Regions from separate parts of the Homo sapiens genome. Here all the other regions are linked to region 1. Evidence: chromatin contacts called from ENCODE Hi-C or POLR2A ChIA-PET data. All regions are on one chromosome and are shown on one strand. Each heading gives the region's core, a stretch centred on a gene start or an enhancer-like site at or near the end of the contact. The rest is flanking DNA. Distances are from core to core; before and after follow the strand shown.

Evidence for each region. A loop is a pair of places that touch in the nucleus more often than their neighbours do. ChIA-PET counts read pairs that join two places held with the same protein, here RNA polymerase II (POLR2A). Pooled maps may share reads with other maps.
Region 2: a pooled map shows a loop between it and region 1 (6-fold over the local background). The contact joins two enhancer-like sites. A Hi-C loop is called at or near these places in 18 of 168 maps with a recorded cell type or tissue (B cell, CD4-positive, alpha-beta T cell, CD4-positive, alpha-beta memory T cell and 12 more), 24 of 37 single-sample maps with no recorded cell type and 29 of 50 pooled maps. POLR2A ChIA-PET finds 5 or more read pairs at or near these places in 1 of 52 experiments (activated naive CD4-positive, alpha-beta T cell).
Region 3: a map of sigmoid colon shows a loop between it and region 1 (2.3-fold over the local background). The contact joins two enhancer-like sites. A Hi-C loop is called at or near these places in 3 of 168 maps with a recorded cell type or tissue (GM12878, left cardiac atrium and sigmoid colon), 1 of 37 single-sample maps with no recorded cell type and 10 of 50 pooled maps. POLR2A ChIA-PET finds 5 or more read pairs at or near these places in 1 of 52 experiments (activated CD4-positive, alpha-beta T cell).
Region 4: a loop to region 1 is called in a map of K562, with 8 times the contacts of the local background. The contact joins two enhancer-like sites. A Hi-C loop is called at or near these places in 26 of 168 maps with a recorded cell type or tissue (A673, B cell, CD4-positive, alpha-beta T cell and 17 more), 25 of 37 single-sample maps with no recorded cell type and 33 of 50 pooled maps. POLR2A ChIA-PET finds 5 or more read pairs at or near these places in 3 of 52 experiments (Panc1 and activated T-cell).
Region 5: a pooled map shows a loop between it and region 1 (6-fold over the local background). The contact joins two enhancer-like sites. A Hi-C loop is called at or near these places in 9 of 50 pooled maps. POLR2A ChIA-PET finds 5 or more read pairs at or near these places in 4 of 52 experiments (CD4-positive, alpha-beta T cell, Panc1 and activated T-cell).

Annotation. Positions count from the first base shown.
Region 1 is chr9:68,576,390-68,581,492 of GRCh38, reverse strand. All of the region lies in intron 2 of TMEM252-DT (TMEM252 divergent transcript), which reads right to left. Among named protein-coding and RNA genes, the nearest start is that of LINC01506, 32 kb to the right of the region's middle. Within about 2 kb of position 3,557, at least 2 of the 41 ENCODE cell types and tissues checked have a DNase peak (open chromatin) inside an H3K27ac peak, as active enhancers do; they include GM12878 and OCI-LY7, where a contact is called at or near this core.
Region 2 is chr9:68,930,002-68,935,547 of GRCh38, reverse strand. It overlaps PIP5K1B (phosphatidylinositol-4-phosphate 5-kinase type 1 beta), which reads right to left. Exons shown (of 16, transcript NM_003558.4): 13 at 503-658. Among named protein-coding and RNA genes, the nearest start is that of PRKACG, 81 kb to the left of the region's middle. RefSeq lists an enhancer at 2,318-3,517. Within about 2 kb of position 1,992, at least 4 of the 41 ENCODE cell types and tissues checked have a DNase peak (open chromatin) inside an H3K27ac peak, as active enhancers do; they include GM12878 and OCI-LY7, where a contact is called at or near this core.
Region 3 is chr9:68,894,961-68,899,962 of GRCh38, reverse strand. All of the region lies in intron 8 of PIP5K1B (phosphatidylinositol-4-phosphate 5-kinase type 1 beta), which reads right to left. Among named protein-coding and RNA genes, the nearest start is that of PRKACG, 120 kb to the left of the region's middle. RefSeq lists an enhancer at 3,665-3,814. Within about 2 kb of position 3,747, at least 4 of the 41 ENCODE cell types and tissues checked have a DNase peak (open chromatin) inside an H3K27ac peak, as active enhancers do; they include GM12878, where a contact is called at or near this core.
Region 4 is chr9:68,948,147-68,953,459 of GRCh38, reverse strand. The region is part of intron 14 of PIP5K1B (phosphatidylinositol-4-phosphate 5-kinase type 1 beta); the gene reads right to left. It overlaps LOC101927069 (a long non-coding RNA gene), which reads left to right. Exons shown (of 3, transcript NR_110647.1): 3 at 1-372. Among named protein-coding and RNA genes, the nearest start is that of PRKACG, 63 kb to the left of the region's middle. RefSeq lists enhancers at 2,378-2,997, 2,998-3,617. Within about 2 kb of position 3,704, at least 3 of the 41 ENCODE cell types and tissues checked have a DNase peak (open chromatin) inside an H3K27ac peak, as active enhancers do; they include GM12878 and OCI-LY7, where a contact is called at or near this core.
Region 5 is chr9:68,976,812-68,982,347 of GRCh38, reverse strand. All of the region lies in intron 14 of PIP5K1B (phosphatidylinositol-4-phosphate 5-kinase type 1 beta), which reads right to left. Among named protein-coding and RNA genes, the nearest start is that of PRKACG, 35 kb to the left of the region's middle. Within about 2 kb of position 1,752, at least 7 of the 41 ENCODE cell types and tissues checked have a DNase peak (open chromatin) inside an H3K27ac peak, as active enhancers do.

The DNA of each region.
Region 1 (5,103 bases), core at 2,308-4,807:
TGGCATTTTGAATGTCCCCTCCCACAACATCCGTCCATCATTGGTGGCAGAGACCAGGGACCCTAGGGTGGGTCATAAACTCCCAGGCACTTCAACTCTCTAAATGGACAAAGTAGCTTCAGTAGCCACAGTCAAATCTCTGAAAGAGGGCAAAGCTGCAAGTAGTTAGCTTCAGAGCCCACAGAAGCTGGGGTGTGGGCACAGAGAACCAAGGGGGAGTGGGATCTGGGAAGGTTTCAATGGTGTCTCCCAAAGCTCTCATCAAAAAGTGAATTCATGAATGAAGACCCCCAAAACTTCCTTTATATAGAAAAATCTGATTTTTTTTTTTTTTTTCCTGATACAGAGTCTTGCTCTGTCACCCAGGCTGGAGTGCAGTGGTGTGATCTCAGCTCACCACAACCTCCACCTCCTGGGCTCAAGTGATTCTCATGCCTCAGCCTCCTGAGTAGCTGGAATTTCAGGTGCATGCCACTATGCCCGGCTAATTTTTGTATTTTTTAGTACAGACAGGATTTTGCCATATTGGCCAGGCTAGTATCAAACTCCTGACCTCAAATAATCCGCCTGCCTTGGCCTCCTAAAGTGCTAGGATTACAGGCAGCTACCATGGCTGGCCCCAAAAATCTAATTTTAACACATAGGGCATTACTTTTTTGTTTTATATTATGTGTATTTACATCCCAATTGCCCAATGTTCTATTGACTACATTTTGGTAAAGAAACATTGCTCACCTAGAAAGCTAATTTTTCCTTATTTAGGCCGCTGGGTGTATCAGTCAGAATTCTCCAGAGAAACAAAACCAACGGGATATATATAAAGAGATATGGGCCGGGTGTGGTGGCTCATGCTTGTAATCCCAGCACTTTGGGAGGCCAAGGTGGGCAGATCACTTGAGACCAGGAGTTCAAAACCATCCTGAGCAACATGGAGAAACCCTATCTTTACAAAAAATTAGCCACAGATGGTGGTGCATGACTGTGGTCCCAGCTACTTGAGAGGCTGAGATGGGACAATCGCTTGAGCCTGGGAGGCAGAGGTTGCTGTGAGCTGAGATTGTGCCACTGCACTCCAGCCTGGGTGACAGAGTGGGATCCTGTCTCAAAAAATAAAAAATTACAAAATAAAGAGATGCAAGAAAATATTCGTTATGGAAAGTGGCTCATGTGATTATGAAAGCTGAGAAGTCCATGATATGCCATCTGCAAATGAGAGACCCAGGACAGCCAGCGGTATAATTCGGCCTGAGTCCAAAGACCTGAGAAGCTGAGGGGCTGCTCATAGAAGTCTCTGAGGCTGAAGGCTTAAGAACCTGGAGCTCTGATGTCCAAGGGCAGGAGATGAATGTCCCTGTCTCCAGGAAGCATTTCCTCAGTAAATCATACCTTCACATTTCAAGAGTGTGAATTTTCCCTTCTCTCACCTTTTTGTTCTGTTTGGGCCCTGGATAGATTAGATGGTATTGCCCACATTGATGAGGGTAGGTCTTCTCTACTCAGTTTATGATTCAAATGCTAATCTCTTCCAGAAACAACACCATGACAGACAAACCCAGAAATAATGTTTACCAGCTATCTGGGCATCCCTTAGCCTAGTCAAGTTGACACATAAAACTAACCATCACACTGGGGTTAGGGCAATAGACCCTCTCATGCCTGAGACAGCAGGACTGAGTCTGTTGCCAGAGTCAGAACTTCTAAAGAAATGGAATACCCAGTGCATTACAAGTGTAATATGAGAGAGAGAAAAATGTCATCAGTAAGGTCATGAACCTAGCATGCAAGTGGACGAGAGAACCCCAGGCCTCACTAATAAGGAGGTGACCAAAGAGGAACTAGGACCCTGGAGGTCCTCAGGCAGCTTGAGAAGGTGATCATGGAAGAGGCAGGAAGAAGAGATCAATGTTAGATATCTCTGTGAGGAGCAGGCACATCGGCAGCAGTAATAAAGAGTCTACAAAATAATTTTTATGTCAGTAAATCTCCTGCATGATGACGAAGAGAAGGCATGGACATATAAATGAAAATTCAAAAACTCAGAATAACGTGATAGCTCTGTCCCCAGTCACTCATGAACAGAGAGATACTCATCACCTACTGGCCCAGGGGAAGGAGTAAACATTAAAAACAGAATCACCTTCATTCAGAGTGTTTAATTCAAATATGTAGGACTATTTGGTAGAAATTTTGTAAGTTTGCCTACATGAAGTGATAATGTTCAAATAATCCTTTTTTTTTTTTGAGATAGAGTCTCACTCTGTCGCCCAGGCTAGAGTACAGTGGTGCAATCTCAGCTCACCGCAACCTCCACCTCCTGGATTCAAGCGATTCTCCTGCGTTAGCCTCCCTAGTAGCTGGGATTACAGGCACCCACCACCACGCTTCGCTATTTTTTTTTTTTGTATTTTTAGTAGAGATGGAGTTTCACCATGTTGGTCAGGCTGGTCTCAAACTCCTGACCTCAGGTAATCCACCTGCCTCGGCCTCCCAAATTGCTGGGATTACAGGTATGAGCCACCGTGCCCAGTCAATACTTTTCTTTCTTATGTCTCTGTTAAAGGACCTTCAACATAGATGGTAATGTAGTAGAAATATATGTGAATACAAGGGATGATCGCATATCACTCCATTTATCCAGTCTAGACAATCAACTATTGGCAAACATTATTACAGAAATTATACCCTAAAATAATATCCTGGTATACAGACATTGTTATGAAAATCTTGTGTGTTTTGAAGTCTTAAAAACAAACAAGGAAACAAAAAGTAGTACATTCTGATTCTCAACTATGGGCCCAGGGTTGAGAATGGAATAAAGGCACTCTGGAAGGCTGAGATGCTGCAGTGTGTGATGTTCCAGAAGGGAGCCCGGGCCATTTCCTTTCTGCCATATTTGAATCCAGAAGGTCTGTATGCTTCATGTGTCCTTGCAGTGGACAGGTGCACATTGAATTAAAAGGATTAAGACCAGAACTCATCTAACCCTTGTCACACTCTTTAAAGGAAGCATAAATAGAAGCCCTGACCACAAACTTGAGCTGGTTTCTATGGTTTGAAAATGTACAGTTAATCCAGACTATTATTATTTCTGAGCTTCAACCACTAGTAGTAATATGCTATCACCAAGGGAAGTTTGACCTTTTTATAGCCCAACCTATAAGTGTGAAATAAAAGGAACTGAAAATGAACTCAACCCATTAACCACTTATTAGGCCCTATGGTTTGCCTTGCTCTGCGTTTGGGGAGAGTGTTATGGGGTCAGGGGCAGGGGATTAAAAACATGTGATGGAATCTCTGGTCCTAAGAAAATGAGTGTAAACATCTGTGGTAAAAAGGATGGATTAGTAGCGAATTAGAGCCATTCTGTGTGCTAAAAGTTTGAGGAACTTTCTAGAAAGAAATTTTGTACATATTCCAAAATATTGAACTGAGTAGGAAAGCCGCAAGCATTTGAGTCAATTCTCACCTTCTGATTTCTAAATGTGGATGAAGTCACCGCCTCTGACCTTGGGGAATATTTCCTGTTGCCAACAAAGCCTGCTTGGTGAAGCCTGCAGCAACGAGCCCTTTAGAGGCCCTGTGCAGACTCACCTCATTGCACCAACCAAAGGATCAAAGGACCCAAAGAGAAACTTCCTTGGAGTGGGCTCAGAGCTTCGCTCCTCCCCGTCCATCATCCCCTAGCACCATGGTCTAATTAATGTCCTTACAACAGACCCATCCTGTGACAGCTCCTCCTCCCTGGGAGTAGCCTGTCCTGTAAAGTGGACTCCAACCCCTGTCTAGCCAAAGTCTTCTACAGAAAGAATATAGTTGCAGGTGGAAACTCGGTGGGGGAGGAGTCACGATTTTAGGTAGATTACCTGCAGGTTTCTGCTGACTCCCTTAACCACCCTCTACCACCACTCAATCAGTATTCTTCTTTATGAGAGAAAAACAATTGGCTGTGCATACATTGTTCTCCGCAGACCCAGGGCTGCATAATAAAATACCTACAAGAGTCATACAAGAAACAGAAATTGCAAAAGCCTGATGACTATCAGACCTCCTGTAAAGGCATTCAACATCAGGGTTTGTTTGCCTTTTTTAAATTGCATTTGTTTGTTTGTTTGCTTGCTTTAACAGTGTGCTGGTCAAACAAAATACATCTCCAGTCTAAATGCTAACCACAGGCCACCAGTGTGTAACCTCTGAGGTAGACCATCCTTTCTCTTCAGTGAACAGGAATAATGACAAAAAAGAAAGAAGCTGTTTTACCATCTTTGTTTATGCTGATGGTTCTCTCTCAAAGGAAACCAGACATTTTGTCCAACTGTGTGTGTAACAGCACAATTAGAAAAGAAACGTTTCAAAACACAAGGTTTCTTCCTGCTGCTAATGCCAAAAACAAGGATCCAAAGAATCTAAAAATAACATCGATTTTTGAAAATATGTTTATTTGGTACTTCTTGATGATAGTCTCAGCCCCAATGAGAACAGTTGAAAAAGAAAGTCCCAAATGCCTCCACTGGTTTGCTGCAGAGCCCGAAAGCTGTTGGCATTCGCAGTTATTATTTTTAAATTTCTAAAAGCAGTATTAATTAAATAATCAGATATTGAATGCCTATGAGTTACTAGCTATGGGCATTTTACCCAGGATGTCTCTTGCCTGCAGGAATAGAACACTGACTGGTTGACTTAGTAGCAAGGGGTTGCTTACTTGATTGACCAACTGGCAACCTCCATTGTCTAGCAAAGACAGAGGTCTACGGGAAATGGGAGGTGAGTTTCATTGTCTGACAGTCTTCCATTAGGAGCAGCTCCATCTCCACTGTCTTTTTTTGACGGCACCTTCTGTTGGCAGGTGTGAAATCTTCACTTCTGACACTCTTAAAAAATAGAAGATTTTCTCCTTTAAATGATCCCAGTACATATGCATGGCTCTTAAAGAAGAGGATCTCAGGCAGGGATGCCACCCGCACATCCCTCAATAGGCATCTCACATGACACCAAACATTTGCAACTTTTTAAATAACTATCTGATTTTTTTTTTTTTTTTTTTTTGAGACAGAGTCTTGCTTTGTCACCCAGGCTGGAGTGCAGTGGCATGATCTTGGCTCACTG
Region 2 (5,546 bases), core at 743-3,242, 360 kb before region 1:
ATTGTATTTTTTATGTGGTAGTTAAAATGTGCATGAACTGCATCTTACTGTAGCTATCCTATTTATTTATTTATTTATTTGGGACAGAGTCTTGCTCTGTTGCCCAGGCTGGAATGCAATGGTGCAATCTCAGCTCATTGCAGCCTCCGCCTCCTGGGTTCAAGTGATTCTCATGCCTCAGCTTCCCAAGTAGCTGGGATTACAGGCGCCCGCTATCACGCCTGACTAATTTTTTGTATTTTCAGTAGAGACAGGGTTTCGCCATGTTGGCCAGGCTGGTTTCGAACTCCTGACCTCAAGTGATCCACCCACCTAGGCCTCCCAAAGTGTAAGGATTACAGGCATGAGCCACTGCGCCCGGCCACTGCAGCTATCCTTTAAAAACTTAATTAATATATTTTATTTCTTAGAGCAGGTATTTTTAAATTTTTCTTCTGCAAATTTACTTGTATAAATAAATCACAAGAACGTTTGTCTTTTTAAAAAAGTTACATATCTTTACCTTCTTCATCAAGGCTGCTAAAACTTTGTCCTTCAGTCAGCAAATCCCGCTTCTCATCCTTCCATTCCTGGCTAATTGAGGACACAATCTCCTGTGAAGTGGCCTTTAGGGCGGCGATTGAATTGCACCGTTTCTTAGACGGTGAAGCCTTCAAAGCTAGACAGAAAGGAAAAGGACAAATACAGATATTTACTGTAAAATCACATTACTATTTTATTTAAAAGTGAATATTTTATTATTTATTAACATTTTAGTTATTATTTGAATAGAAGACAAGACGCTTATTTTATATATATGGAAAGGGAGATGAACTTGTTTCATCTGATGAATACGATGAATTGGCTATATTATTTGTCCAAAATGACTTGACTTAAATCAGAATTTCCTAGAGCAAATTAAAAGTTAAAATTTCTCTCCAGATTTTGCAATAAAGTCTTACTTGAGGTAAAATTCAAATGTTTTATTGCTAAAGAATCATTCCCCCCTCTCCAAACAATGTTTTTCTAGTGCTGGGAGGAGGATGGGTGAGTTGATAAGCACAGATGGTAAAGTATAGAGAATTCTCACGACCCTGGTTTTATTAACTTGGGACTGGGAATTTCTAAACATGCCAATGTTTAATCTTCTACTCATGTTGCCCAATTTAGCCAAGTTACTTCTGGTTGCTTTTTTCTTTCTGTGACTTTCCACTGACATTTCCTACCCTTTAGCTCTTTTCTAGGTCATGGTTTTATGTCAGACGTATAATTCACTTCCAATCTTTGTCTAAACAGCAGTCTACAACTTCAGAAGTGTGTTGGGAACCTGAACTAATGAAAATGTACTTCACCATCAATCATGCTTGCTGAAGCCTGGGACTTCATGGAGGACACGTCCATGGAAGCTGCTTAAGCGGCAGCAAGGCCATCCTTATTTACATTCACTATTTGCTGCAATAATTCTTCTTGGCTTAATATTGCTTGAGAATTTCCTTGGAGGGAGGGGGAGAGGGAAGTTGAGGCCTCTTTATGTTTTCCCCTGAATATGTTTTTGGCAGTGTCTCTCTTCCTTTAGAAGTTTGCATAAAGGGGTAGCCTGATAGTAAGTGTATTAGAGTAATTGTGTTTAGCCTTGGGAATCTCAGAGCTTAGATTACACAGCTCATCTGGGGCCTTCCCAGAGGCTGCTTGCAAGAACTTAATTGGAGAAGGACTTTGGGACACACAAATGAGAGAAGAATGGAGGACAATCTCTCCACTTAAAGAGAAGGGAAGGTTTATTTGTCCCTCGAGCAGTCTTAGAATCATAATAATATCATCATCCTAATAAATAACATTTGTGGAGGGCTTTAGAGTCTGGAATCCAACATTCACATTGCATATCTCAAACCATCCACATGTATGAGGAAGAGGAAGGCCCTTTTTTAGGCCCAGAAACTGAGAATAGAAAGATTGTGGCTTGCTCAGGGTCACAGAACTAGCAAGCATGAATTTCAGGTGTCTTTCTTTTCTTAAGTTGCTTTCTAGGTGGTTCATTTTCTAGTTCTTTAGCATTCTGTTTTCTGGTTAAACTGAGGGGAGAAAAAGATAAACCTTGAATTTGTTTTTCTTTGAGGGGAAGAAATTTTTGAATGTTTAAAAAATAAGTTATGTTTACCTTAATTCTCCACTCTCTCAAACAGTGGTTACACTTGTTTTACAAGGAAGAAGCCATTATTGTCACACTGGCCTCTGCCTTAACATTCTATCTGCTAACTTTTATTTATTTTATTTTATTTTATTTTTCTTTAAGTTCTGGGATACATGTGCTGAACATGCAGGTTTGTTACATAGGTATACATGTGCCAAGGTGGTTTGCTACACCTATCAACCTATCATCTCTATCTGCTAACTTTTATAGACCTTCAATAAACTCCTGTCTTTCAATATAGTATTTTAAAACTGCTTCTTCTTCTTTTTTTTTTTTTTGAGACGGAGTTTTGCTCTTGTTGCCCAGGCTGGAGAGAATGGCGCAATCTCGGCTCACTGCAACCTCCGCCTCCCAGGTTCAAGCAATTCTCCTGCCTCAGCTTCCTGAGTAGCTGGGATTACAGGCATGCGCCACCATGCCTGGCTAATTTTGTATTTTTAGTAGAGACGGGGTTTCTCCATGTTGGTCAGGCTGGTTTCGAACTCCTGACCTCAGGTGATCTGCCTGCCTTGGCCTCCCAAAGTGCTAGGATTACAGGCATGAGCCACTGTGCCCAGCTGTATTTTAAAACTTCTAAATCAGAGGATCTCAGATGTGGGGTGGAAACTAAGGGGTCTCTGAGACCCTTTCAGAAGATCTGTGATGTTAAAATTATTTTCATCATCATCATAAGACATTATTTGCCTTTTTCACTTTCATTCTCTCATATGTGTAGAGTTTTCTAGATGTTACATGACCTGTGATGTCACCACATATTGAATTCAGAAGCAGATGTGAGACTCCAACTTATCTTCTATTAAGCCAGACGTTAAGGATTTCAAACAAAAAGGTAAAACAATTCCACTTTTCTCACTAAATTATTTGTGGAAAATATAATTATATTTTGTAATTATTTATGTTAAAAATTGACTGATGTTAACACGCAATTTTTTTTGTTAACTGGTAAGAATTAATAAATATTTTTAAATTTTTCTCAATTTTAATTTCTAATATGTGAAATATAGATAGCTATCACCCACATAAATAAAAGCTCTTTGGTGTCCTCAATAATTTTTAAGGGTGTAATGTGGCCCTGAGACCAAAAGGTTTGAGAACTGCTTTTCTACATCATAGTTCTTAGGTCAATGTTATTTCTCTAAACGAAGAAACAGCAATGATCAAAAGGTTTTCGGCAGTACCAAGGAAATGCGATCAGGGTGAGAGCCGTGTAATGAGGAAAAGATACTCAGGAGACCTATACTCATGGCATTTCATGGAGTGAGGGCCAAAAGACTGGAAAAAGAAGTAACTCTTTGTTCTTTATCAGCATCACGTATAATGAGGAGCAGAGAAGACCGGAAAACAAACCTCTGCCAAGACCACATAGCACCACAACAAAGAGTTCACTTTTGTCTCAAGTGGTGAGTTTCTTCCTTAAAGGAATGATCTCACTCAGCAGATAAGAGCTTGGATTTTGCAGAAATTTAATTCTCAGGATCTCTTTTGACTGGGTAACATTGAGAGCTGGTTTGGGTGGCTGGTTGCTTCCTTTTGTGTGGCAGAAACGCCTAGATTTGTCTTTGGCTCAACCATGGCTGGCAGTAGGTATCCTGTGTCCATTTCTAGCCTTGCATTCTGCCACTCGACTGCCTCCATGTTCACTTTTCAGCTCACCCTTCTGCCATATTGGAACCTACCATGTTCATTCTGCCCTTAGGCCTTTGCACATGCTGTTCTTTCTCCTTGAGATGCCCTTCCTGTCTCTCTTCTTAATGAACTCTGGGTTACATTTTCAGGATTTAGTTGAAATATCTTTTTCTCTGTGAGCTCTCTTTTGGAAGAATTGGTCTTTTTTTCTCTTATTTCTCTCCGCGTACCCATAGTAGCATATGCAGAAATATTAGCAATTGTTTCATTACAGATCTGTCACATGTTTCAATCTCCGGCTCAAAAGAGACTATTAAATTATTGAGGGAGGAACTAATCAATATTTAAAAAGCTTTCTATATCATCAGTGCTTAGTGTAGTGCTAGATACATAATAGGTGCACGAGTGTTTGTTCATGAATGCATTATTGTTCTGAAGTTTTAGAACAGTTAATTTTCTCTAACAAATTAATTTAACTCTTATATTCTATTCAGGAAACTAAGCTTTAGTACTTTAGACAAATTATTCGTATGGAGAATTTCAGTGAAGTTTCAACATAATGGTGGCTAATATTTCCAGGAAATATTATAGGATTTTGTAGACATTATTACACCGGCAGCATGACTCACTTGTGGGTGGGATGAAGGGATTTAAAAAGGTTAAAAAACACTGACTTCAAAAAAGAAACTTGAAGACCAGGTACTATTTTCTTGGTGGGAGGGGAGTATGCCTTTAGGCATTAAGGGCTTTAAATTAACCATGGTTGATGGAACATCTTAAAGTTAACTCAAGTGTCTACTTTTCTAATAATTTAATTACCCTTTGAAATGGTGGTGTTAGATAAAAATTCCATTCATTCATTGCATTATTCATCAAATAACCATTGAGTGTCTACTGTGTGCCAGGAAATGTGTTAAGTGAAAGTTAAGGACTTTGGGCACCAGGGAATCCATGGACGTTTATTTCCTTTAGCATTATTATTATTATTATTATTAGCATGGAAGGGTTTTAACAGAAATCAGCAAGAGCAGATTTATATTTTAAACTGATTCCTCTAGCTGCAGTGTGTGTGTGTGGAAATTGGATTGAATGGGTACATGATGGGAGGCAAAGAGACCTGTTTGGGGCCACAACTTTATGCAAAAAAAAAAATAATAATAAAACCTGCAAACCAAAAAACACAGTGGCTGAATCAGGAGAGGTACTGTGAGAGAAGGGGCTGCAATCCTGATACTGCAGAGTGAGGACTGATAGGTGTTGCTGAGTAACTGCACGTGGGTGGTAAGCAGAAGGAAGGGGTCAAGGGATGATGGCAGCATTCTGGCTGGGTAATTGGGTGGATTGTGGTGGTCTTCCATAAGACGTGGACCCAGGTAGAGAGGCAGACTCTGGGGTGGTAAGTGGCTAAATTCAATTTTGGGCATGCTGAGCTTGTGGAATCTAGTGGATGCTTAAGTTTGGGGAGTGGACAGGCAAGGGGAATTGCTAGAAGTGTGGGGAGTAAGTTGCAAGTACACAGATGGTAACTGAACCCTTGGGAGAACAGGGAATTACCCAGAGTGCTGTATAAGAAGAGACCGAGTCAGAGCCTGGACCCTGAGGAGCAACCACAATAAGAGTAAGCAGGGATGAAAAGCTTCCAAAGGATACCAAGGAGGAGAAGAGAGGCTGGAAGGCAACCAGGGAAGTCCTGAGTTACGAAAGACAAGCGAAGAGCGTTATTTCACAGAGAACTGCTATCAGTGGTCTC
Region 3 (5,002 bases), core at 2,498-4,997, 320 kb before region 1:
AGTAGAAAATGACAGACACAAGGGCCTACTTGAGGGTGGAGGGCGGGAGGAGGAGGGTAGAAAGATGGAAAATTTACCTATTAGGTACTATGCTTATTACCTGAGTGATGAAATAATCTGTACAGCAAACCCTCATGACAATTTACCCATGTAACAAATCTGCTCATGTACCCCTGAACTTAAAATAAAAGTTGGAAAGAAAAAAAGTCTAATGACCATTTACAACATTGCTTCCATGGGAAAACTCACTGCAATATAAATGTACTTTTGTTACACAAATGACTCTTGATAGGAGGACAACCAGTACAACTTTTCAAATAATCCCAAGTGATTCAAAATGGAGATAATCTACTTTATTAAATTCTCAGTGCAATTTTTGGCAGGCATTGCAGTGAAACTGGATACTTCCTCCAAAATAGGCAGAACTTAAAAAATAGCTAGATACACAAAAATCACCAAAGACAGGTTTCTTACCTAAACCTTTCTTTCTCTTTTTTTAAATCATTAGACAGCTGATTATTCCTCTGTTCAAATACATATTCCAATAAACACTTACTAAGTACCTACTAAGAACCAGGCATGTAGATATAAAGATAGATTAAGCCTTGCTCCTCAGGCTCCAGGATTTACATGTGAAAAAGTAACAGTGTATTAAGTCCCATGAAAGAAGTAAGCCCAGGATGCATGGGGAACCACAACAGCACGGTCTTGGAGGAACTGATCCCTGAGTAGTCCTGAGACGAGCAGGTGAGGGCCAGGTGTAGAAGAGGGGAAGAACGGTCCAGCAGAGTGAGGCATGCATAAAAAAACCAAAACCTTTAGAGAATGTGGCCAGTAGATTAGAAGAGCTGGAGAGTGGGGATCTGTATCAGAGGAGAGGGGAGAGAGAAGGCTGGAGACAGAAGCTGAAGAACGCATCTGGAGAATGTAGCAGGGACCAGATCAGGAAGGATATTAATGTTCCAAGCTGGGAATCACTGGCTTTCGCCCAAAAGCAGTGGGGAACCTTGGCCAGAGAGTGTTAAGTCTTCTGATCAGAGGATCAGTCTGGCAGCAGTGGTGGGGATGTGATGGAAGGCAATGATAATGAAAACCAGCAAAGAGGCTACAGCAAAACTCCAGGTGATGAATAACCACGGTCTCAATAAAAGCAGTGGCTGTGCCTACAGTGAGGAGGGGGCAGAGCCATGAGTTATTTGGTAGGCAGACTGGGACATGGTGATTTTACTGCATGCAGGGAAAGAGGGAGAGGAGGGAGGAAGGAGTAGCTTCAGGGTGCAGATCTGGGTATCTGGCTGCACGATGGTCATGTTCCCTGGGTCACAGAAGACTAGAAGAGGTGCAGGCCTGGCGGAAGATGAAGGGGTACCTGGGATGAGCAGTTTTCAAATAGGACACGCATCTCAGCTTGTCTGTCACGTGGGAGCCATTGGGGATGGTTTGAATAAATCCTGCTTTCTGGTTTTGATAGCAAGTGATCTGTGATGTCTTTGTAGTACTCAATGTCACCACTCTTTCCTTGGCTCAAATTAACTTGTGGGTATGGATGGCTGTGGCAGTGAGCATATAGAGGGTCAGACCAAGGGATAGGAAAGCCTTCAAGAAAGGGGACTCATCATTTACATATCCATTTCTCCCCCACCACACACAGCCAATGGGGAATAGCAATGTGGAGATGGGGTGCAGAACCTGACATCTGGATGCCTGCTTTTGGAAAGAGCCCTCTGATCCTGTGGGGGAATTGGGCTCAGCAGGGTTGAGGCATAAAAGAAGATCAGTTTTCTAGAATAGTTCCAAGTGGCCAATGTGCTACATGGAGGAGTTGGTCAGGAATGAACCATCCCAAAGGGCAGGCTTATTATACACAGGGGTCTGGGACTGGGCTTGGGGAAGCCAGGCAAAGGGACTCAGGGGCTGCCACAAGGATGCCAGGAGAAGATGGTATGTGTCAGGAGGACTCAGTGCAGGATGAGGCTGTTCAGGTCTTTTCAGACGCAGAGCTCAGAAACGGCAGCTCTGATTGGCAGTCAGGGAAGCAGTCCATGGGGAGCAGGGAATAAGCTAGGTCAAGCTGGCCCTTCCGGCCAGCACTCATGCTAAAGGAAATAGAATTCCAGGGTCTGAGATGTCAAGCCAAAATATGAAAGGAGAGGTGGGGGCGCCAAGAAGCAGGGGGAGGTCAGCCATAGGTTAAGAGGCTTAACAAATCCGTCTGGGAACAACAAAGAAGCTGGGGTCCAAAGGTCTGGGATTCTTGGATTTGCTACTGCTAAGTCCTTAAGAGCTCCCTGGCACCACCAGAAAGGGTCTTCTGACAATATGTGGCTCTCATATTATGTGGCCACTTTCCTCTTCTACCCCACATGCTCTCCCTATTAACTGCCCCAAAACCAAACAACTATAGCTCCCGGAACACATTGTGCTATTTCACACCCATTGTTTCATACCTATTGTTCTCTTATCCTAGAAATATGCTTCTACTGCTTTGCCTATCCGGAGAAAGCTTCTCATCCTTTAAAAGCAAGCTACAATGTTCCCTACTCTAATCTTCACAATATAATATCATTGCACATACTAGACTGTATGGCAATTGATAAAAAATAAAGGTCGTGCACCTCATGCTTGGCATGTAGTGTGCTTGCAATATGTGCTGATAAGTGAATAGAAGCATATATCCTAATATAGGTTTAGTTCACCTTTCTCTGCCTGGGGTGCTGATACAGTAATACATTTCTCTAACTGGTTTGTTTCTAGAGCCTTAGCCATACTGTCTCACAGGAATTTTAGCAGAGGAGATTCCTGATTGATAGGTGCTGGCCTCAGCTCAGACTAACCTTGCAGACCCTCTGGGTCTCTGCAGCCCCTCAGCCAGCACTGAGGCTCAGCTCTGCAAAGCAAGGGCAATATTGGGGCGATGTCAACCACATATCCTATTGCAATCATCCAGTGAGTTGGCCTTTCAGAGGATGACCTGAAGAGAGAGAGAGGTAACTCTAGGAAGGGGATTCTGAGCCTTGGGGAAGAAGGAAGGGAAGGAACAACGGGCTCCAAGAGATTCACGATCCATCACGAGGATGGGCATTTTTTGGGGGGAGGAGAGTTCACAGCATTCATACGATTTACTAAGAGGCCCTTGACTATTAAATATTAATATTCACCATTCCAGAAATAGGCTTTCCTTGAGGCAGCTCTGCTCAGAGCACCAGCTGTTGAATCCAGATCCCAGAGGACTTGGTCATGGTCAGGACAGATCAGGGAAGGGAGCTGAGTTCCCCTACAGCTCAGCATTTACACACTCCCATACCAGCCCAAGAGAAGCCTTTCTGAAGGCAGATGTACATATTTTGAAGAATGTCCAGGATCTGTGTCTTGTACAACTGCAAATGCAGTGAGTAAGAGGGAGTTAGCCTCAGGATACCTCTACCTTGACCTTTATGTTCCTTAGAACAACAAACCTGCCAAAGAATAAAAAATAAAAAGGCAAATCTCCAGGGTCTCACTTGTGATGAAAAGTTTGGTTTGACCTCGCGGTCTCAGTCCTGAGCTCAGGAAACACTAATAAATAGACAAATCCTGAGCAATGGCTCTTTTACATTTGCTTTTTTTTTTTTTTCTGGCAGAGAAGCATGTGGTATTAGAAGGCAGCAGATAAAGGCTTTCCATACTAAAGAGGCAAGAAGCACACAAAAGAGAAAGCAAACTTAAAACTGGAGAGGCTGACACTAAACTCTGGGGAATTGAGAGTCACTTTTTACCCACATCCTGTAAAGGGCAGAAAAAACACAGGAAAAAGATTTCTACTAAAATATGTGTGTTCTGTTTTTACGTTTTTTGAATAGAAAAACATGCATCACTCAAATCCACTCAGATATCTGAATATCTGCTGGACGTTTTTTGTTCGTCTGTTTGCTTGGTTCCTACTGCTCCTTCCCTGACTTCTGAAAAGATAATTAAAAAAAAATCCTCAGAGTGAGACTTTAAGTTTTAGTTGTTAGAAGCACATGCCTTTGTACCCAAACAGATGTGGGCTCTGTCATTGACTTGGTAAGTAATGCTGGATAAGTTTCTGAATCTCTTTAAGAACCCAATTCTTCAGCAATTAAAATGGAAGTATGAATAGTACTGACTCCAAAGAATTGCTGAGAGAATTAAGTGAAATGATGCATTAAAAAAACCTTAGACTAACCTGGCATACTGTAAGCATTCAATAAACGGTAGCTAAACAATAGGAGTAACATCTCTGTCAATAAAGAAAAACAATTCTAAGGACACATTTTTGTGCACAATCATGCAAGCTATAACAGGCAGAAAGGAAGAAATAAAAAAAAAAAAAACAGAAACAGTAGACCTGTGTTCCTTAGTGGAAATTCCCTACTTTATACCTTAGAAGGGGTGTCAGACTGTCTTCCTCACCTTCACGTGAGTTTGGGTCTGGCAGAGAAGTGTCTCCCCTCCCCTATAACAACATGGGTCATCCGTCCAGGCCCATGGAAAGTGCAGAAAACCACAGCCTGTGCCATCATGCTTTCTGCCCACCTCCACTACCCAACTTAGCCAAGTGGCTGGACGGTTCTCCCATGATTATTATCCTTCAGAAGTTATTAGCACTGCATTTTTCTTTTCTCTAAAAAAATTTTTATCTCTTTTCACCATGTTAGAAAAAATCTTCCCTTAGTTTTTTTTTTTTTTTTTTTTTTAAAGCATTGCAGCCTGGGGGAATTCCTCCCCACTTTGGACAATCACTCCAGCTAAGTTTGCATGGAATGGTGTCTGCCCTAATTGGCAAGCTTCATTCCTGCTCACCTCTTATTCAGACCACATAAAATAATTTCAGCAAACGTGCTGCTCATATCATAGTTTTGCATCCACACTGATCTCTAGGGAGCCATTATTAATCCCAAGTACATTTTCTTTAAACTTGTCTCCCCAGTTCGAGTCTTACTTCTTCCAAGATTTCTATACGGCTTTTCTTACTCAACACCACATTAAACCTAAATTCTAT
Region 4 (5,313 bases), core at 2,455-4,954, 370 kb before region 1:
AACCTCCAGTATAGAACATGTAGACTACAAAGAGAAAAAGGCAGCCTGGATGAAAACCGAGACTAAAAAGGGAGAAGAAACAAAATTCAGGGCAAAACAAAAAACATAATCCTAATATCTTCAGGAAAAAAGAGAAATTACAATCATGAAAAAAGGAAAGATTGCTAAAAAATAAAATCTCAGCGAACAAAAAAAGAATTCTTATAAAACATGGTAATGGAAATTAAAAACTCAGTGGAAGGATTAGGAGATGAAGTTGAGGAAATCTCTCAGAAACTAGGACAGAAACATAAATAGATGGGACTGAAGACAGAAAAGTAGAGAAAATTGGAAGACAAATCCAGGATATTCTGTATGCATAAAAGGAATTACAAAAAGGAAAAAGAAAATAGAGAGGAGGAAATAAGAAAATAGTTTAGAAAATTTCCCCAAACTCAAAACATGAGTTTGCAGGTTGAAAAGGTCCCCTGAGTGCTTAGCATGCTGGCTGAAAATAGACCTGCACCAAGGCCTAGCATCATGAAATACTGAGACTCTGAGAGAAAATCAAAGAGTTTACAGGTTTCTGCAATAATAATAATAATAATAGGAAGAAAGAAAGAAAGGAAGGAAGAAAGGAAGGAAGGAAGGAAGGCAGGCAGGCAGGCAGGCAGACAGGCAGACAGGCAGGCAAAGAAAGCAAGCCATTTACAGAAGATCAGAAATCAGAACAGCACTGGATTTCTCAATGGTAATTGGAAACTAGAAGACAATGGAGCCAAGCCTTCACCATGTTGAAAAAAAAAATCCAAAATATTTGCAATCTAGAATTCTATACTAGTTAATCTATCAATCAAGTGTTAGGGTTAGAATAAAGACTTAAGACATGCAAGATCTCAAATATTTTGCCTGCAATGAATATTTTTCATACTGGAGGATTTTCTTCTGGAAAATGTGTTCCACCAAAATGAGGGAGTAAACCAAGAAAGAGGAAGAAGCAAAGAGGAAGATGTAGGAGATGACAAACAACGGAACTGATACAGACAAGAGGTTACTAGAATCCCCAGAATGATGGAGCAGAGAGGCCCCAAAGTAACATTTGTACATCAGGTCCTAGAGGGCAACCAGTTCAGTCCAGGCTGGTCAGAAGTGTCTGGCGGAAACTTCTGCAAGACAATAAAAGGAACAGAACCTCATGCACTTAAATGGTTTGAGAAGAAATGAAGACACTGGTGGAAAGCTTAGGGTTCTATTAAGGAAAAATACACAGAAAACTAAGCAAACCGAAGAACAAGGCAGTCATTTATTACAATAAAAACAAAAAGTCACACAGGAAAGGAAACTGAAACATAGTATATGACACTATTCACAAAGCCATAATAAAACACTCAATATCGATCGGACTACAGTCAAGATGTAACTATACAGGGAAACTGGAAGGGTGTAGGAGGAGGGGGTGGGAACAGTACACATACGTGGTATGTGTCGGGTGGAGAAAAGACAGCTAAATCTTCGTCTTCTATAGTGGGCAGTTATTAGCTAATGCCTACACCCAATAGATCAAGCAATAACAATATAAGCATGTTATTTAGAAAAACCAAAGTAATTGCCAAAGGAATCAGCTCAAAGAGTTGAAGGTGATTGCACATGAAGACGTAGGGGGAGGTGGACTACGGCTTGCTCTTTTTCTTAACACATGTTACACGACTATTTGTTAAACTCTGGGCATAGAGTTTTGTTACAAAAATAATTTATAAATTTTAAAATCAATCAATACCTTTTTTAATAAATAAAAGGGCTGGATGACATGATGGCCAAAGTTCCCTCTCATCTCCAAAGCTCCGTGATTCTTTCAGGATGAGTTTTACCACTTAGGTTGGAAAGGCAGGAGGGTGAACAGGGAAAAGGCGAAGGCTCGACCGGTTCCCTAAATGAGCTTTGACCTGGCCTTCGAATACCTGGCCTCTCTCCTGTCACAACTCAGTGACCACACAGAAAGCAGCAGGTGAGGGTGGTTGGAATTAGGAGGACACCAACTGAAATGCACTCATACATAAATAAAAGACAAAAAATCTTCTCCCAGACAAAGTGCTTAGTCTGAACCATTCTTCCAGTGTGATGAGAAGCAATGAAAGAAAAGACAGAGAAACTCTACCATTATTTTTTTCCCCATGTAGCCTTCAGGATGAAATTTGCATTATAGCCAAATCCTTCATTTTGAAAACAAATCTGGTCATTTTTAAGTTATTTGTGACCTTCCACACACTAATTTTTAATAGGGCTGGCTGGAAAAATAATGAGCTCCATTACTTCATTACACATGTCACCTTTATTACTTTATCCTTGAAAACAGGTTATTAAATGATTCCATTTTAGATTAATATTATTCTGAATGGAGAGTTTAACATTGTCTCCTAGTTCCCTCCTTACACTTACCTAATTCTCCTGCACCCATAACTATCATGAACTAAATGCAAAGGCAGGTTGTGGTAGAGGCGTTTGGTCTGTCTGTGGGGAGGCTGGGCCAGCTTGGTGCTGTGAAGTGAATGAGTCCTCAGCAGCAGGTTTATGTTAGTGGACTTCCCCAGTGAAATTCCTTCCCTCCCAAATCAACAAGTCATTTAAATTACAGGAGATAAGGCTCACTACTGTGGTGATGACTCCACAGGTAACAGAAGGATTAAACAGAGGATGTCGGGACCAACTTTCTACTTGCCTTGGAAGAAATTGTTTGTTACTCTTCCTGTATGTTTGAAGCATATCAGAGAAACAAAAATGAATCTTGGGATTCTTGCAGACCCCCCAGCTAGAGGACCTCTGGGTGGAGGAGACATGGCCAGAACTGGTAACATGAACCTGGAAGTTCACCTGTTACAGATCCCAGGCCCACACAGGGAACACTACTTTGTACACAACACAAGAGCTAGGCTCAGAAGGCAAATGGAAATACAGTGGTTGGGCCAAAGGGAAACGTCTCGAAGAGAGGCCATGGCAGGGAAGGCAGCTGAATGGGTATGGACAAGCTCCTGGGAAGGGTGCTGCCCTGTGTGAGGCTGCTGGCCAGGGGCTCTCTAGGGTGAGACGAAATTTGCATAAGGCCAGCTTCACCCAAGAGTGCAACTGTCACGTGGACAAAGCAAACAGCAGAGTGAAATGGTCAGGGTGGAGAGGGGGACTCTCAAGGCTCAGAAGGACCAAACTGACCTTTAAGCAAAGAGGGGGAGTCAGTGGAGGCCAAGGAATCTGAAAGAGAATTACCCTGCTTGACTACAGAACCAAGGATCTCTGTAGACTCAGGGAGGTCACGAATAGCTGCTGGGCAGAAATGTATGTTGGCTTCAGGTCAGAGGAACCACACTGGGAAGCAGGTTTGGGGCTGGCTGAAGCATTTCCCAGAGGTGTTGCTAACCTAAAATACCTTTGTTAAATGAAGTTTAGCCTAAAGCTGCCTCCTTACATATTTAAGTTTGGCCTAAAGGTTTTTCTGTACATCGATAACTATACAACAAGCGGAAGTGTAAACCAACCATAGTTTACATTTGTGCCAACCACTGAGTCTTGGCCAATCAGATGTAGCCAACTGTTCGGACCGTGTTCAAATAAGGCAAACGCCGAGCTCTGACCAAGCCAGTAGTTTCTGTGCCTCACTTCGGTTTTCTGCACGCCACTTTCCTTTTGCCGTCCATAAATCTTCTTCCACCACGTGTCGGCGCTGGAGTCTCTCTGAATCTGCTATATGATTCTGGGGGCTGCCCGATTCACATATTGTTCACTGCTCAAGTAAACTCCTTTCAATTTAATTCAGCTGAACTTTTTCTTTTAACACCTTTAAGGCAAAAAGTCACTTTTGCTTAGGGCCTGTCCAGGCATGTCTGAAGTATGAGAAAGGAACTGAGGTCCTGTTCTCCTTACTAGAATCTGAAAACATATCCACTTTGCTATGGTTTTATATTTCTGGCATTACATGTTATGTCCTCTTAATTTCTTCAGAGAGTCCAGCTGTGTCTCAGCTGAACCACAGACAGGTGCTGTTTCACTACTCAGAAAGAACAGAGAGGGGAGAAGAGTTTATTTCCAAAGAACTTTTATATCCTAGTGTGGGTAAGAATTTCTTAAGGAGCTTGCCAAAATGCAGACTTCAGGGCTCCATTTCTAGAGGTAGGTACCCTGATGTAGGAGCTAGTCACACTGAGAAGCATTTCTCTAGAGGCTCCACGAAGGAGGGCAGAGAATTGAAGAGTGTCTACAAAGGTACATCCACTACCAGCAAACCATTCTTCCAGAGACATAGCACTAGTGTTTTAAGTCAAGGGAAATAAAGATGTAGTGTTTTAGTTCCAGAATTAAGAGGCAAAGAATGGATAAAGAAGTCTTTTTTTTTTTGTCAGTTAAAATATTCAAAAATTGGCCAACAGTTTTCCCACTTTTTTTGGCAATATGATTTATCCATAAACTAAATCGATTTAAAAATCTTAGTAACACACAAAAAGTACCCAGAAATATTATCTCACATGAATTCCTCAAAAAATGTGAATGTTCTTTGAATTAATGCTGAATCCTAAATTATTCTTCATATAATGTCAGATATCTGAAAAATTCACTTCAATTTCCTGCCCTGGCAGAAATATATGAGGGATCATTTGAAAAGCTAATCACTTCAGAAGTAATTCTATAATTTGTCAAAAAGGAAAAAAGACATCTGGCAAAATCCAGGTGCAGACTAATGTGATGTAAATCCATGTTTTTTCTTCTATTTTTTTTTTTTCTGGGGGTGGGGAGGAAAAACTAAACTAACAGGCATATTATAAAACTTCTGCAGGTTCCTTTTTTTTTTTGAGGCAAGGTCTCGCCTCTGTTGCCCAGGCTGGAGTGCAGTGGCATGATCACAGCTCACTGAAACCTGGAACTCCTGGATTCAAGCAATCCTCCCATCTTAGCCTCCCAAGTAGCTGGGACTACAGGCACGTGCCACCATGCTCAGATGTGTTTTTTGTTGTTGTTGCTGTTGTTGTTGTAGAAATGAGGTCTTGCTAAGCTGCCCAGGTTGGTCTCGAACTCCTGGGCTCAAGAGATCTTCCTGCCTCACCTCCCACAGTGCTGGGATTAGAGGCATGAGCCATCACTCGCAGCCAGGTTCCAACTTTTTCAGCATGTGCCTCAGCCACAACTGGAGAGAGATGTGACACCACTCAGGTTCACTGGTAATGCTATAATGGTTTTGATTTTTAAAATGGAATATCCTTCTTTCAAGAGACTGAAGAATAAGGAAGGTTTTTGCTTCTCTAAACATGTGGTATCATTTGCTTGATGACTTCATTTCTTGACACTTGGGAA
Region 5 (5,536 bases), core at 503-3,002, 400 kb before region 1:
TGTTGATTTCCTGGGCACAAGCCTATTTAGAATCAATTTCTAATTTATCTGGCTGAGAGTTTCCTAGGTTCTGTTTTAGGGGTCACTTAGAAGCAAGGATACCTCTCTTAGGAGGAATATCCTGAAAATCTAGTGGTCAGGTCAGAGTGCCCACCATTTCTCAGACTTGTGGCTTGGGAAGATCCAGTTACAGCAGCAAATTTACGTGACTGGGTTTAGGAGTCTGGCTGCCTGCCTAGGTTCTGCACCATCAAGTTTTGCCACAATTCTCTCGATTCAGGCTGTCTGAGGGCTAATTGCATGTAATTTGCAACAAGCCACACAGGAAACTGTTAATCTACTCAGCTATGTTCTTCCCTTGTAAAAACACAGAAACTGCCAGTACTCTTCCCGGGCTCTGTGCTCTGCTCTCCGAACAAGTCATAAACTTCTCACAGGTGAGAGCAGTACAGGAGGAGCGATTTTTCTTCCTGGCTGTCTCTCTAGGAGAAAACGTTAATGGCACCCTGATGCCACACAGGCCTCTGTCATTTACAGAAAAAAAAAAAAAGATTCTTTTGGTTATCAGCAACATTAGTTTGGCTTCATTGGAGAGCATTAGCCTGGCTGGACTGCTGAAAACAGTCATTGATAATTTTATAGCCTGGAACACTCTGATTTCTGTTTGCAGACCTAATGAGTGTTTTATAGCTAATTCTCATGAGAGCATTTGTTGAGGGAACATATGGTACTATCCACAGTTTTTGTCTTTTAAAAGTCATTCTCTCACTGCCTCAATTTGTTTTAATCGAAGTAATAAACATCATAATAAAGCACACAACACAGATGACTTCTGATGAAAAGCAACAACCTCCTGCCCTCCCCACCCCCACCCTCCGCCATTCCCTAGGGGCAGCAGCCCTTTTTGGGATTTCTCTTTTAATATTTTCTGGCGATTCCCTTCATGTCTTTTGATGAATCAGGGGTTAAAAGATTCTTAACCTAAGGTAGCATCCATTGATTCACTATGAGGGACATTTACCCTCTTCTACCCTGTGTCTTCTTCCAACATTTGCTATTTATATTTTATTTTGTAACTGTAAATAACATACCTAGTGAGCTTTTTTATTCCATCAACCACACACCGTATCCTTTAACTCCCCACATTATTTCATCTTTGTCCCTGCTTTCCCCTCTCACTTTATATTAGACACACTTAAAAAACACCGAACAACTTTTATCTCTACTTTGTCAGGGCTGTTCATATTTATATCCTATCTTGCAGCTATAACAAAATTGCTCCCTCTTTGTCCACAGATTGGCTCTAAAATTAGAAAATTGACACATAGAGTTTATAGTATTGTGACTATATAAATATTGTATACTGCCTGGCCAACAGTGAGTTAGGGTTATATTTCCCTCTCTGGGTTCAGAGTCATAATTGCTGGGTCATGCAAAGAAAAATGTTTCCCAAATCAAAGTTAAATGGAGTCTTTTTTTTGCCCCCTAAGTTTGCTTAAATTCATGCCACATTTTAGGCTGCTTCATGTTAGGAGGTTTTTGCCCTTCAGAAACTGTCATGTGGGGAAGAAACCTCAGAGAATATCCAGGCGAAGGGCAGAGGCCTTGATACAAGCTCTGCGTCTCTGATTACTGGTTACAATGCTGGGCAAGTTATGACACTGAGCTCCTGGTTCCTCATCTGTGGGTGGGAAAGATGCCCAGCCCATCTCACAAGGCCAGCAAGAGGATCAGTTTGGATAGTACAAGAGAAAGAAAGGCCAAGAGAGGGTAAAGCTCTTTGGGATAAGCAAACAGGAGTATCAACAGGACTCTTACCTCTGAGACTCTGCCTGTTTTCATGGGGCTTTGATGAGGTCTGCTTGCATAGACAGATTTATCGTAAGACCTTGGAAAGAATTCCTTTTCTGCTCTTAGTTTAGCTACCAGAACATTAACTGATAACAAATGTAGACAGGAAAGCTCTACCTGCAGAGAACACCCACAAATACAGCCTGGTCTCACTTAATGGCTGCAAAGACTTGTTTAGTACCAGAGCCACACTCTGCTTAAGGGCAAGCCCATTCCAGCGTGACCCAGGCGCTTCTGAAGTGATGGTCAAACCAACACCTTGTGCCCCACTGGGAAAAAGCTCACCTTTGGTTGGGGCAGGGAGTGGGTGAGGATACTACAGGGTGTGGAAATTCTCAAGCACTAGCACTAGCGCTCCTGCTGCAGCCTGGACAGTATCAGCGTGTGGCACATCTCATGCTCCTGCCAGGACAGAGCGGCTCCTTCATGCTCAGCCCTTGGCTGAGTGTGTGGACACATCTACAAAACCCCCCAACACGGACCCAGGGAAGTAGAAAAGCTTTGACCACAGTCACTGCACCCAGAATGCTTAGCCGCCTGCCACCATACAGGAGGCTTTCAGAGATCTGCTTGTTTCTGCCTTTCTCACTTTCAGCCCTGAGCATGGCTGCTGCTCTTCCCCACTCTCCCACTTTTGCTATTTTTAGACAAGGAGACTGCCTGTTTCTAATGAAGGCAGCAGAGCAGCAGGCTCTCTCCTGGTATCAACCGATGGCTCCCCTCCCCGCAGTGAGCACCAGAAGCAGGAAGCCTGCTGCAGGCACAGCTCAGACAGCAGCACTTAGAACCCATAGGCAGGAAGAGACTCAAACAGTGTGTTTCCAGGTTTATTCATTGTGAGGACAGAAGCCACAATGGCTCAGAGAACTGGCAGTGACTGAGCTCCTGCCATGAGCAGCCTCAGAGGTGAGAAGAGGGCCTCCTCTCCCTTTGAGGGGAGTGACTCTGTGTGTGATAGGATATAAATATAAAAAGGGTTCCTCCTTTTTAAAGAGGAACCCTCATCCAAGTTCAGGGACCTTTTTCACCGTATATCGCTATGAGATTTGTTTTTCTTTCCAATATCATACCCCAACATGTACACACACAAGCACAGGTGTAAAGCTAGCAGGCATCGTTGACTGTGATGTTTATACTGTGATGACTGTATTACACATGTTATTTCATTTACTCATTAAAAAGAACCCTGTTAGGTGAGGTCTCTGGCTATTTATTTTGTACATTTGAGTATTAAGACTATCTTGTCTCACCTCTGGTGGCATTTGGATTTGAACGTAGGTCTGACTGGAGTAACCTGTCCTACACATATTGCCTTGAGCCATCCAATCACTGCAGAAAATTAGCCCTTTCCTGTGTTTCTAAGTTATCCCCAGCAACCATGGTTCAATTATAAAAGAGAAAAAGAGATACAGAGATCCATTTCCCAATGACAAATCTATTTCTATATACAAGTCTTGATTATTTGATTTCATCAAAGGAACAAGGAATAGTTGTTAAAGCACAACAACAGAAACCTTCGACACCCCTACTCATATCATATACAGAAATTAATTTGAGATGGATCACCGACAAAATGTGAAAGTTAAACGTAGAAAGCTTCCAGGAAAAAACGAAGGAGAAAAGCCCTTCGGGTCACGTCTAAGAAGGGGCAGAAGGGAACTTGCTGGTGGGATGGGGGAATGTTCTTTATCTTGATCTGGGTGATGGTAACTTGGGTACATATTTTTCAAAATTTATGGAACTACAAAGATTTCTGCATTTTTACTATATATAAATTTTACTTTAATAATGAACTGTCAGCATAATAAACAGTATCTGCTTTTCTCCCTACAAAACTACCAATCATCCATTCAAATGTATACTGAGTGCCTACTTCATTCCAAGTGCTGGGCTTAAACCAAAAAGTAAGCAGACATGGTCAGAACACCAACTTAGGGAGCTTCCCAAAAAGTTGGGGCAACAACCTAAGTGTGCCTTATCTGATGAATGGTTAAAGCAAATGTGGTATACATATACAAAGGAAGAGTATTCATCCTTAAAAAAGAAGGAAATTCTGCCATTTGCAATAACATGGATGAACCTGGAGGACATTATGCTAAATGAAATACGCCAGACGCAAAAAGCCAAACACTGCATGAACTCATTTGTAAAATCTAAGAAAGCTGAACTCATAAAAGCAGAGACTAGAATGATAGTTACTGGTGGAAAGAAGAGGAAGTGAGGAGGTGTTGGCCAAAATGTATGCCAGATGAGGAAGTTCTGGAGATCTGAGGCACAGTGTGGTGACCATAGTTAATAATCACGTATTGTGTACTTGAGATTTGCTAGAAGAGTTGATCTTAAGGGTTCTCACCACACAAAAGATATAACCACGTGAGGTGATAGATATGTTAATTGGCTTGATGTGGTAATCATTTTACAATGTATCACCTTAAATATATATAATTTTTATTTGTTAAGTATACCTCAATAAAGCTGGGGAAAAACCCTAAAAACCCCCAAAAGTTGAGGAGATATATATTAATAATAAATGTTAAAAAGAAGCCAATAGGCCAGGCGCGGTGGCTCACGCCTGTAATCCCAGCACTTTGGGAGGCCAAGGTGGGTGGATCACAAGGTCAGGAGTTCGAGACCAGCCTGGGGTGAAACCACATCTCTACTAAAAATACAAAAAATTAGCTGGGTGTGGTGGTACACACCTGTAATCCCAGCTACTCGGGAGGCTGAGGCAGGAGAATCGCTTCAACCTGGGAGGCAGAGGTTCCAGTGAGCCGAGACCATGCCACTGTACCCCAGCCTGGACAACAGAGCGAGACTCCGTCTCGAAAAAAAAAAAAAAAAGAAGCCAATAATTATATGATTATGAAATATATAAATGCAAAAAAATACGCCACCAAAATAACATCCAAGACAACAACAACAGCAAACCAAAATAAAAACCTTCACCATCAAAGTAATTTCTCTTTCTTTTTTTGAGACAAAGTCTTGCTCTATCACCCAGGCTGGAGTGCAGTAGCCCAATCTCAGCTCACTGCAACCTCTGCCTCCCGGGTTCAAGCGATGTTTGTGCCTCAGCCTCCCAGGTAGCTGGGATTACAGGCAAGCACCACCACACCTGGCTAATTTTTTATATTTTTAGTAGAGATGGGATTTCCCCAGGTTGGCCAGGCTAGTCTCCAACTCCCAACCTCAGGTGATCTGCTCGCCTTGGCCTCCCAAAGTGCTGGGATTACAGCCGTGAGCCACCATGCTAGGCCCATCAAAGTAATTTCTATTAAGCTTCACAATACTGGATGGCTTCTGCTCTCTAGGACAATGTGTTTTACTGTTCATATGTGGCAGAGTCTAACATTATAATTAGTTCCCTTCCTAGAGCTCATATCCATGGAATTAAGAGAGAATATATTTAGGTAGATCCCAGAGGTGAGGCTTAGGTAGATTTAAAAAATGGCAGTATGGGCCATCCATGAAACATTCCCAGGTAGACAGCACACATTGAAAACAGGGTTGACTGTGTTCTCTAGCTAGAGAAAAGCACCATGAAGGCAACAGGAATTGGGACCTTTTGAATCATAGGGCAGGGGTCCCCAACCCCCAGGCCATAGACTGTTACTGGTCTGTGGCCCGCTAGGAACCAGGCCGCACAGCAGGAGGTGAGTGGTGGGTGAGTGAGCATTACTGCCTA